2 separate regions of the Homo sapiens genome follow, and region 1 is linked to region 2. The links are chromatin contacts, found by Hi-C or POLR2A ChIA-PET in ENCODE. All regions are on one chromosome and are shown on one strand. Each heading gives the region's core, a stretch centred on a gene start or an enhancer-like site at or near the end of the contact. The rest is flanking DNA. Distances are from core to core; before and after follow the strand shown. Region 1 overlaps GALNT6 (polypeptide N-acetylgalactosaminyltransferase 6). Region 2 holds the start of SMARCD1 (SWI/SNF related BAF chromatin remodeling complex subunit D1).

The links. Hi-C counts contacts between places; a loop is a spot of excess contacts on that map. ChIA-PET counts read pairs that join two places held with the same protein, here RNA polymerase II (POLR2A). Pooled maps may share reads with other maps.
Region 1: a pooled map shows a loop between it and region 2 (4-fold over the local background). The contact joins the enhancer-like site here to the promoter of SMARCD1 in region 2. A Hi-C loop is called at or near these places in 1 of 168 maps with a recorded cell type or tissue (PC-9) and 3 of 50 pooled maps. POLR2A ChIA-PET finds 5 or more read pairs at or near these places in 1 of 52 experiments (CD4-positive, alpha-beta T cell).

Annotation. Positions count from the first base shown.
Region 1 is chr12:51,366,021-51,370,737 of GRCh38, reverse strand. The region is part of intron 4 of GALNT6 (polypeptide N-acetylgalactosaminyltransferase 6); the gene reads left to right. Among named protein-coding and RNA genes, the nearest start is that of CELA1, 22 kb to the right of the region's middle. RefSeq lists an enhancer at 1,263-1,412. Within about 2 kb of position 1,682, at least 7 of the 41 ENCODE cell types and tissues checked have a DNase peak (open chromatin) inside an H3K27ac peak, as active enhancers do.
Region 2 is chr12:50,083,937-50,088,763 of GRCh38, reverse strand. It overlaps SMARCD1 (SWI/SNF related BAF chromatin remodeling complex subunit D1), which reads right to left and starts at 3,422. Exons shown (of 13, transcript NM_003076.5): 1 at 3,218-3,422; 2 at 2,416-2,603; 3 at 2,101-2,143; 4 at 1,886-2,008; 5 at 1,279-1,401; 6 at 127-243. The coding sequence starts at 3,394. RefSeq lists enhancers at 1,999-2,730, 3,580-3,839, 4,197-4,827 and a silencer at 3,070-3,509.

The DNA of each region.
Region 1 (4,717 bases), core at 433-2,932, 1.3 Mb before region 2:
ACTGAAATTCTGTACCTATTAAACATGAATTCTCCACGCTGTCCTCCCCACAACCCCTGGCAACCACCCTTCTACTTTCTGTCTCTATGAATTTGATTATCATAAGTGGAATCATACAGTATTTGTCCTTTTGTGACTGGCTTATTTCACTTAGCATAATGCCTTCAAGATTCATCCATGTTGTAACATTTGTCAGAATTTACTTTATTTTTTTTGAGATGGAGTTCGTTCTTGTTGCCCATTGGCGCAATCTTGGCTCACCGCAACCTCCACCTCCTGGGTTCAAGTGATTCTCCTGCCTCGGCCTCCCGAGTAGTTGGGATTACAGGCACGTGCTGGCTAATTCTGAATTTTTAGTAGAGACAGGGTTTCTCCGTGTTGGTCAGGCTGGTCTCGAACTCCTGACCTCAGGTGATCCACCCACCTTGGCCTCCCAAAGTGCTGAGATTACAGGCGTGAGCCACCAAACCCGGCCCAGAATTTACTTTTTAAGGCTGAATACTATTCTATTGTATGTATACACCACATTTTGTTTGTCCGTTCATTCGCTGATGGACACTGAGGCTGTTTCTGCCTTTGGCTATCGTGACTAATGCTGCTGTGAACATTGGTGTGCAAATATCCAAGTCTCTGCTTTCAGCTCTTCAGGGTATATGCCCAAAAGTGGAATTGCTGGATCATATGGTAATTCTGTCTTTAGTTTTTTTTAAGGAACCATCATACCTTTCCATAAGGAAACACCATGGATTTGTTTTTAAATACAATTTGAAGCCGCTGTAGTGACATGATCTGATTTATGATTTTTAGAGAGAATTTTACTTCTCACAGTAGCTGCCGTGTCAAGAATAGATTGAGGAGAGTGGTATAGAAGGCAGAAAAGCAGTGACTGTGGGGATGAGAGAGAGAGCTGGCAGTACCTGCAGATGTGCTGATTGTGGAAGGGGACAGCAGGGGGGATTCTAGCATGACTTCCAGGTTAGAGCAGCTGGAGGGATGCTGGCACCGTGTACTGACGTGAGGGAGACTGGGGGGCAGATTTGCAGGGGAAATTCAGAGCCTGTTTTGGGCATATGTTGAATTTTCCATTTTGTTCCACATCCAAGTGAAGATGGCAAGGTCAGGAAGGAATCCCTGGGAGCCATCTGCATGATACTTCAGATCATGGAACTGAGTGCGGTGTCTGTGTTGGCATCCCAGGGGTCTTGTGGACTTGAGTTGTGAGGAGTGAAGCTGGTTGGGGTGGTGGGGTGTTGAACCTAAGTTGGAAGGCTGTCACGGCGGGGACATGAGTGTGTGGCTGGGCTCACCGGTACAGCTATGCTCAGCTCCAGTCTCCTCAGTTCTGGGTCTGTCCAGTAGGTCTGGGGGTGGAACAGGTGGAGTATCACGAGGGGCATTGCTTAGGGGAGTTGTCTCCCCAGAAGGGCTTGAGGCCAGAGGCTGGAAGCCTCTCAGGCTGAGAATCCCTGGGTCTGGCCTCACCAGACTGGAAGGAAGGCGTGGGAGAAGGGCTTTGTAGTGCTCGGGGCCCCCCCTGAGGTTCACAGCTCAGTGCTTCACTGTCTCTCACCACAAAACCCACTTCCTATGATGTTTTGTCCGTGGGTTATCTCCACTACCGTGAACTTCCTGTGCGCAGAGCTGGGCAAGCTCTCGGGGAAACACAGCAGCCATGCTGAGGAGCCTGGGCTTCCTCCCTCCTTCCTGTCAGGGCCAGCACCCGGGGCTGCAGGTGCACTATGAGTCTCAAAGGGCAGGACCCAGACCAGGCCCCTCCCTTCCCAGAACAGCATCTGGCACCTGGCAGCACATTGACAGACATTTGTGGAGTGAGTGCTGGGCTGAGGCTGCTGCATGAGGCTGATTTTGATTCCTGAGGTCCTGGCCCCCAGAGATAAGAGGCCTCATTCCTGGAGTTAAGTAAGATACAGCCCCCTCCTCAGATGACTGCCTGAAGAATCCATTCATAAATGAGCGCCATGTCATAATCACCTCACCTGTCTGTCCAGTAGGATTGAAGAAGGAAAAAGTGGGCGGGGCGTAGTGGCTCACGCCTGTAATTCCAACTCTTTGGGAGGCCGAGGCGGGCAGATCACTTGAGGTCAGGAATTCGAGACCAGCCTGGCCAACATGGTGAAGCCCCATCTTCACAAAAAATACAAAAAATTAGCGGGGCGTGGTGGCAGGTGCCAATAATCTCAGCTACTTGGGAGGCTGAAGCAGGATAATTGCTTGAACCCAGGAGGTGGAGGTTGTGGTGAGTCGAGATTGCACCACTGCACTCCAGCCTGGGCGACAGAGTAAGACTCTGTCTCCAAAAAAAAGAAGAAAAAAAAAAAAAACATGGAAAAAAAAAGAAGGAAAAAGCTGAAATTCCAAATTATAGAGACTTTCCTTCTCCTAGGCGCCACTCTCCAGGACAGTGACTAAAGAACAGCTTCAACAAACCCCTTTCTCTCCCTTTCCCTCCCGGGATCTCACACACAGGGAAATGGCAAGGCCTTGGGTGACTGCGAGAGGAAGCAGAGACCACCTTGAAACTCGGGTGCATTAAGTCCTTGGCCTTCTCATCTTAATCTGCTCCAGAATAAAAAAATTTAAAAAAAAAAGTCCGTGGCCTCACTGGTGGTCAAGAGACCACCTTGAAACTCAGGTGCATTAAGTCCTTGGCCTTCTGATCTTAATCTGCTCCAGAATTAAAAAATTAAAAAAAAAAAAAATTCCATGGCCTCACTTCCCCTGGAGGGAGAAGGTGGGGAGTCCTCACATGCAGACTGGCTAGGATCCTGCTGCTGCCCTTTGTGCTTCTGCCACCCTGGGCTAGTCACTTTGAGTCTTACTTTCCCCATCTATAAACACTGGGGACAATACTCCCTGTTTCATAGAGTTGTTAACTATCATAGAGAAGATTAAATAAAGAAGTCACCATGAAGACACCTACCTCACCCACACCGGCACACACTCCAGCTCAGTGCTGGGTTATTGTGTGCGTGCATTTGTGGGAGATCAATTGCATGCAACCCCCTAAGCTGCTTAATTTCAGGACCTGCCGTTTGTAGAATGCTGCATTCAGAGCAAGGCCCAAGCTCTGGGCTGATCCCACAGTCCAAAAGGAAAAGGACACACAATTGTCACATCTGTCCCCCACATCTGAAACTGCAGGCAACTCCATTCTGCACAGAACAGAACCGTGGCAGAGATAAACCAAAATGGCAGTTAGTAAAACATAGTAAGGTTTGGAATTCGGTATGTTTCAAGATGGACTGCTTCAGAATAGAGCTATTCTTCGTTTGTTTTTTGTTTTGAGACAAGTCTTGCTATGTCACTCAGGTTGGAGTGCAGTGGCATGATCTCAGCTCACTGCAACCTCCACCTCCTGGGTTCAAGCAGTTCTCCTGCCTCAGCCTCCCGAGTAGCTGGGTTTACAGGTGTGCGCCACCACACCTGGCTAATTTTTGTTTGTTTGTTTTTGGTTTTTTTGAGACGGAGTTTCGCTCTTGTTGCCCAGGCTGGAGTGCAATGGTGCAATCTCGGCTCACTGCAACCTCTGCCTCCCAAGTTCAAACGATTCACCTGCCTCAGCCTCCCGAGTAGCTGGGATTACAAGCATGCGTGCCCAGCTAATTTTGTATTTTCAGTAGAGACAGGGTTTCTCCATGTTGGTCAGGCTGGTCTCGAACTCCCAACCTCAGGTGATCCACCTGCCTCCGCCTCCCAAAGTACTGGGATTACAGCCATGAGCCAGCGCGTCTGGCCTAATTTTTGTATTTTTAATAGTGGCAGGGTCTCACCATGTTGGCCAGGCTGGTCTCAAATTCCTTGGCTCAAGTGATCCATCTGCCTTGGCCTCCCAAAGTGCTGGGATTACAGGAGTGAGCCACCGTGCCCAGCCAGAATAGAGCTATTGTTAATGCTCTGAGGATTTCAGACTAAATTACAGGGCCATGAACTAAAACTCTTCTTTGAAAGGAGCTGGAGGTCTCAGTAGAGACATCTTCCCTTCAAAAAGCTTTCCCCGCTCCTCAAATCCAGGAGATTTGGCCCTTCTTTGGGACCCACACCCCAGCACTACCTCTGTTAGATCATGGATCACCTGCCCTGGAATTGCCTGTTTCCTGGTCAGCCTTGCTTCTGGGTGGTTTGTTCCTTAGGACAAATGGTCAAGCCGGCTGGGCTCGCCACTGTGCCTGGTCCGTGGTAGGTGCTTGGTGCAAGTATTTTCTTAATATAATTAAAAAGCTGCTGGGCATGTTTTCACCTTAAAGAATTCTATCTGCAGAGGAGGTTACAAAGGGGATTAGAGTCAGATGTCCTGCTGCTGATCCAGCAAGCAAGGAGTCACCATTTGTGTATGCCCACCCATCGACGTTACCGTGAAGAGCCTGGGAGACAGGGAATCCTAGACACTGGAAAACAACCGTGCAATGGAGCTGTGGAATTGCAGCTCTGGAAGATGGTGGCTGAGAGGGTGGAGAAACTGAGGGAGGCATCTGAGAGCCTCTGTCAGAATTTTGTACTTGGGCCGGGCGTGGTGGCTCATGCCTGTAATCCCAGAACTTTGGGAGGCCAAGGCAGGCGAATCACTTGAGGCCAGGAGTACGAGACCAGCCTGGCCAATATGGTGAAATGCTATCTCTACTAAAAATGTAAAAATGAGCCAGGCATGGTTGCACACACCTGTAGTCCTAGCTACTCAGGAGGCTGAGGCAGGAGAATC
Region 2 (4,827 bases), core at 2,173-4,672:
GGAGCGGTACTGTGTACACCTAGAGTGACTACTTTATACCTCCCCATCTCCTTAGACATTAAAATACGGCTCCCAAGTCCATCATCCTCCAATCAGAGTCAAAGCCTAGAAGGCAGAGCTACTCACTTCTACCAGATGGTTGTCTGGCCCATACAGGTCTTTGTCCAGTTCAATCACCAAGGACTTAAAAAAGGAAGAGAACTTCCTCTTTTGTTTAGTGGCATCATATTTGGACAAGGCTGACTAGAGGAGAGAAAATAAAAATCACATTAGGAAAGGCCAGAAGAAACTTCCCAAGACAAAATCCTATGAAAAAGGAACCCCAACAACAATGGAAAAAAACTCAAAAAATATCTTCTGAATATCTCTTAAGAGAGATAGGCAAAGTAGGCATCTGCAGGTATTAAACCAATCATAGTAGCAACAGAACCCTGAAGAAGCAGCCTAGAACACATAGAGGGTCACTGTTTTACCCATCTCATTTGCCCAAGGGAAATGAGGCAAGTTAAGCAAACCATTGCACATAACTAAGCGAGTTTGAACAGAGAAAAGTCTGACTCTAGAGGGGAAATGAATCACAGGCAATAAGCAGCCAGAACAAAAACAGCTTTATTTGGACAGAATGACACCACCAGCAGATGGACCGGACCTATATAGAGAAGGAGGCTCTGACACTGAGCCCTGGTTCTCCTGCAAAAGTGCATTCCAACTAGCTTGCCTGCGAGCAGCTAAAAATAAGAGCCAGAGAATGTAAGGGAATGAGAGAAAGGTGAGCTTCCCCGAGGAGCTTCTGGGGTGGGAAGTTTGGGGACTATCACCTGTCAGCTGATGCTCCCCAGGAAGCAACAAAGAGCCTGTCAAGAGAAATCTATCCTACTTAAACTGTGGGGTGCCTCCAGTGAAAGTTGAGAAGATGGAGATACCACAAGGACTCAGAGAGGAAACACAGCCTCAAATTAAGTGCAAACTCGATTAAAAAAAAAAAACTAAATAATCTACAGATATGGCTAAATCCAATGGCCAGCAGCACCAAGAGGAAGGTAAACCACAAATCAGATCCCAGGACAATAAGGTTCTCCATATGATACCAGTGAGGGCCAAAGGTGTGGGGGCAAACACAAAGGACCACTGTCTTTCAGTGCAGGGAACAGTGTCCCTCTCCTTACTGCTCCCAAAAGGAGCTGTGAGCACCAGTTAGGCTTCCTGCTGACCAGACAACACTGTTCATTCCCAGCAGCTCCCACCCTAGATGCCAACCATTGTGGACCTTGAACTCACATCCTCCAGGAGCCGTCCTTCTACCCGAAGCTCCCAGGAAGCCACCGTCCCTTCCCCATCCTCGGCATCTGACTTAGCCGGATTGAAAGTGTTAGAAATGAAAATTCGCAGCTTCCGTTTTTGCTGAGGAAGGCAGAAACAGGATTGATCGTGGGGCTTCAGTGGTCTGATGTTGAAGACAACGGTCTCCCCAAACCCCAAAATTACTCCTAACAGACTGGCTTACTGTCTACCCAGTCCCTTGGGTGGGTGGATGAAGATTCCATTTAGAAGAGGAGTACTGGCCATCAGCCTAAGTACAAGTGCATATAGTGGGATGCCAGGTGGACAAAGTCATGCAAGGTGCCAGGTTCCCAAGGTAGCAGAGCAGTTACAGCGAAAACATGGACAAGGGTATATTTGTAGTGCAAGAGACATCAAGAGCCCCTCCCCCTTTGCCATTCTGTTCTTATCCTCCTAATGTAATTCTCAGTTTGTAGGCGGAAGGGAGAGATGCAATTTAAATGCCAAGGAGAGTTGTGCTGTGCCTTTGATTTCTCATCCTAATTCTGCTGAAGGTTCCTGGGTCCTCTCCTTTGGCTCTCTGCCTAGTACTTTCCTGTGTTACCTTGATGGGACGTTTCAAGGCCTCTTGGATATCTAGCCGTTTCCTCATGATAGTCTGGTCCAGTTTCCTTTCAAAAGCCAAGAGATCCATATAGGCCTGGGATTCTGGTACCAGTTCACGAATCTTAGGAACAGAAAAATTAATTGAAATCTAGGATGATCATCTCTATACTCAAACTCACCACACTTTCCAGAAGACATATAGCCTGGACTCACCCTTTGAGGTAGAATTTTGTCAGCCATCTTCTTTTTCTTTGCACTGTTGGGAATAAATACTATTATCAGGTTGGGACAGAACTAGTCAGAACGTGAAAATAAGCTGTCAGCACGTCCATTTATAGTAATGTGAAGGGACTGCAAAGCTTCTCTCAAAGAACTACCACCACCACCACCACCACCAAGCATTCTCAAGGATGAGTTCTGTAGCACCATCTGCTGACACAGCACCACCACTTCTTGGTTCAGGTACTCCCACCACCTGTGTCCTCCCAGGCTCCCTCCCTCCCTCCCTCTGCCCCAGGATCATCTTACTTGTGGTTTCGATTTTGGACCGCCTGCTGCTGGACCTGCTGGATCTGCTGAGGGGCAGGTCTCTTGCGGGACTGATCCATCCCTGACTGGGCCAGGCCAGGTCGGACTGAAGGGTTCCCCCCATAGCCAGGGGGTCCCATGGAAGGTCCCTGAGGTGTCATTCGGCTGCCTGGCAACATACCTGGTCTCTACAGAGGGGAGAGGACCCAGAGATGTCATGGTTTCACCTGCTAAACCCCATCAAGAAAGAAAAGCAGGGAACGCCTGAGATCTTTGAATGAAGTAAGGTTTAGGGATGGAATGGAGGACAATGAGAGGAGAACCCTTTGCTCCAGTAGTGACTCCATAGAAAAACAGAGTCCAAAAGCTAAGCGAGAGCCAGATTATACTCAAATTCTCAGTCTATTTTGGATGGGACACATCGGACATCGCCAGTTCCACATTTACTCTGCTAGCTACTATCTCTTTAGAAGCTGACCTCAATTTGTCAGCTACACGTTCTGTGTTCCTCTGATCACTGGAGCTGCTCAAGCCCCTTTGCACTCCGGCCCTCATACAGGTATCCCTGGACCCACTTCACCCACCCAGGTTCTCTACCGACTCCCCAGGGAAACAATGCCCCTAGGAGCAGGTGTGTAACTGCCTCCCCCTCTCTTTCTGCGCACTGCCTCCCCCAACCCCCACCCAGAGCCCGAACCCCTCCCAAGGGAGTCCCTCCTACTTCTCCCCCCACCCCTGTCACTCCCATGTCCCCGCTCGGCCCCGCCCCCGGCCCGCGCGCCCCTCCTCCTGCCCCACTCACCGGATAGGCCGCTCCGGGCATCGGGGAGCGGTACAGCCCTTGACCCGGAGCCGGGCCCATTCGCACAGGAGGCCCCGGAGTTCCGCCCGGGCCCAAGGCAGCAGCCGCGCCCGCCCCTCCTGAGGCTCCGGCGCCGCCGCTTGGAGCCACAGACTGGAAACCCGCCCGGGCCGCCATCTTCCCGGAGCCGCCGATGCAGCCGCACAAAGAACCGGAACCGGAACTCCCCCCGCCCCCCGAGCGCCCCCCGAGCGCCCGCCTGTTCCCCCGGCCGGCCGGCCGGCACGGGAGGCTCAGGGCAGCGAGACTATGGGATAGAGCGGGGCGACTAGCGGAAAAGGCGTGCTGGCCACGCCCTCCCGCCTTCACGGTCCGGGAGGGAAAACCATAGAGAAGAGCTCTGCAATAGAGAGGCCGCGTGAGCGGGCGCCCCCAGGCCGACGGGAGGAAGACAAGGACCTGGAAAGGGGGACGGACCACAGCCTCAGCCCCAGTCTCAACCCCAACTCGAGCCCTCTGATGAAGAGGGGCTTGGAGTAATAGCTTCATCTTGGCGCATGGCGTTAACTTTCCAAAACGCTTTGACTGCTTTTCGTTTCGTTTTCTTACTGCTATAACTATCAGGGGCTGAGGAGGGAAACACAGTTTATTCCATTTTACAAATGGGAAAGCTGAACTCACAGGTGAATGACTTGGCAAAGGTCAACCAGCAAGTTAGCCATAAAGCCGAAGCCAAGATTCCAGATACCCTTGCTCATAGCCCGGGACTCATTCCACAGATAAAGTGCCTCAATAAGTACCTCACGTGGGAACTTCATCCTAACTTTCTCTCTGACCTAACCTGCTTCCGGATTATTATTTTTTATTTTTTATTTTTTTTTAGATGAGGTCTGTCTCTCTCTCGCCCAAGCTGGAGTGCAGTGGCACCATCTCAGCTCACTGCAACCTCCGCCTCCCAGGCTCAAGTGATCCTCCCAACTCAGCCTACCAAGTAGCTGGGACCACAGGCATGCACCACCATGCCAGACTGTTTTGTATTTTTGGTAGGGATGGGGTTTCGCCATGTTGCCCAGGTTGGTCTCGAACTCCTGAGCTCAAGCGATCTGTGCTCCTCAGCCTCCCAAAATGCTGGGATTACAGGTGTGAGCCATTGTGCCTGGCCTCAGATTTTTTTTTTTTTAAATATTAAAAAATAGGGATGGGGGGCTGGGCACGGTGGCTCATGCCTGTAATCCCAGCACTTGGGAGGCCCAGGCGGGTGGATCATGAGGTCAGGAGATCGAGACCATCCTGGCTAACACGGTGAAACCCCGTCTCTACTAAAAACACAAAAAAATTAGCCGGGCGTGGTGGCGGGCGCCTGTAGTCCCAGCTACTCGGGAGGCTGAGGCAGGGGAATGGTGTGAACCCGGGAGGCGGAGCTTGCAGTGAGCCGAGATCGCGCCACTGCACTCCAGCCTGGGCGACAGAGCGAGACTCCATCTCAAAAAAGAAAAAAAAAATAGGGATGGGGGTTTCACTATGTTGCATAGGCTGATCTCGAACTCCTGGCCGCAAGTGATCCACCTGTCTCAGCCTCCCAAAGTGTTGGGATTACGGGCATGAGCCAC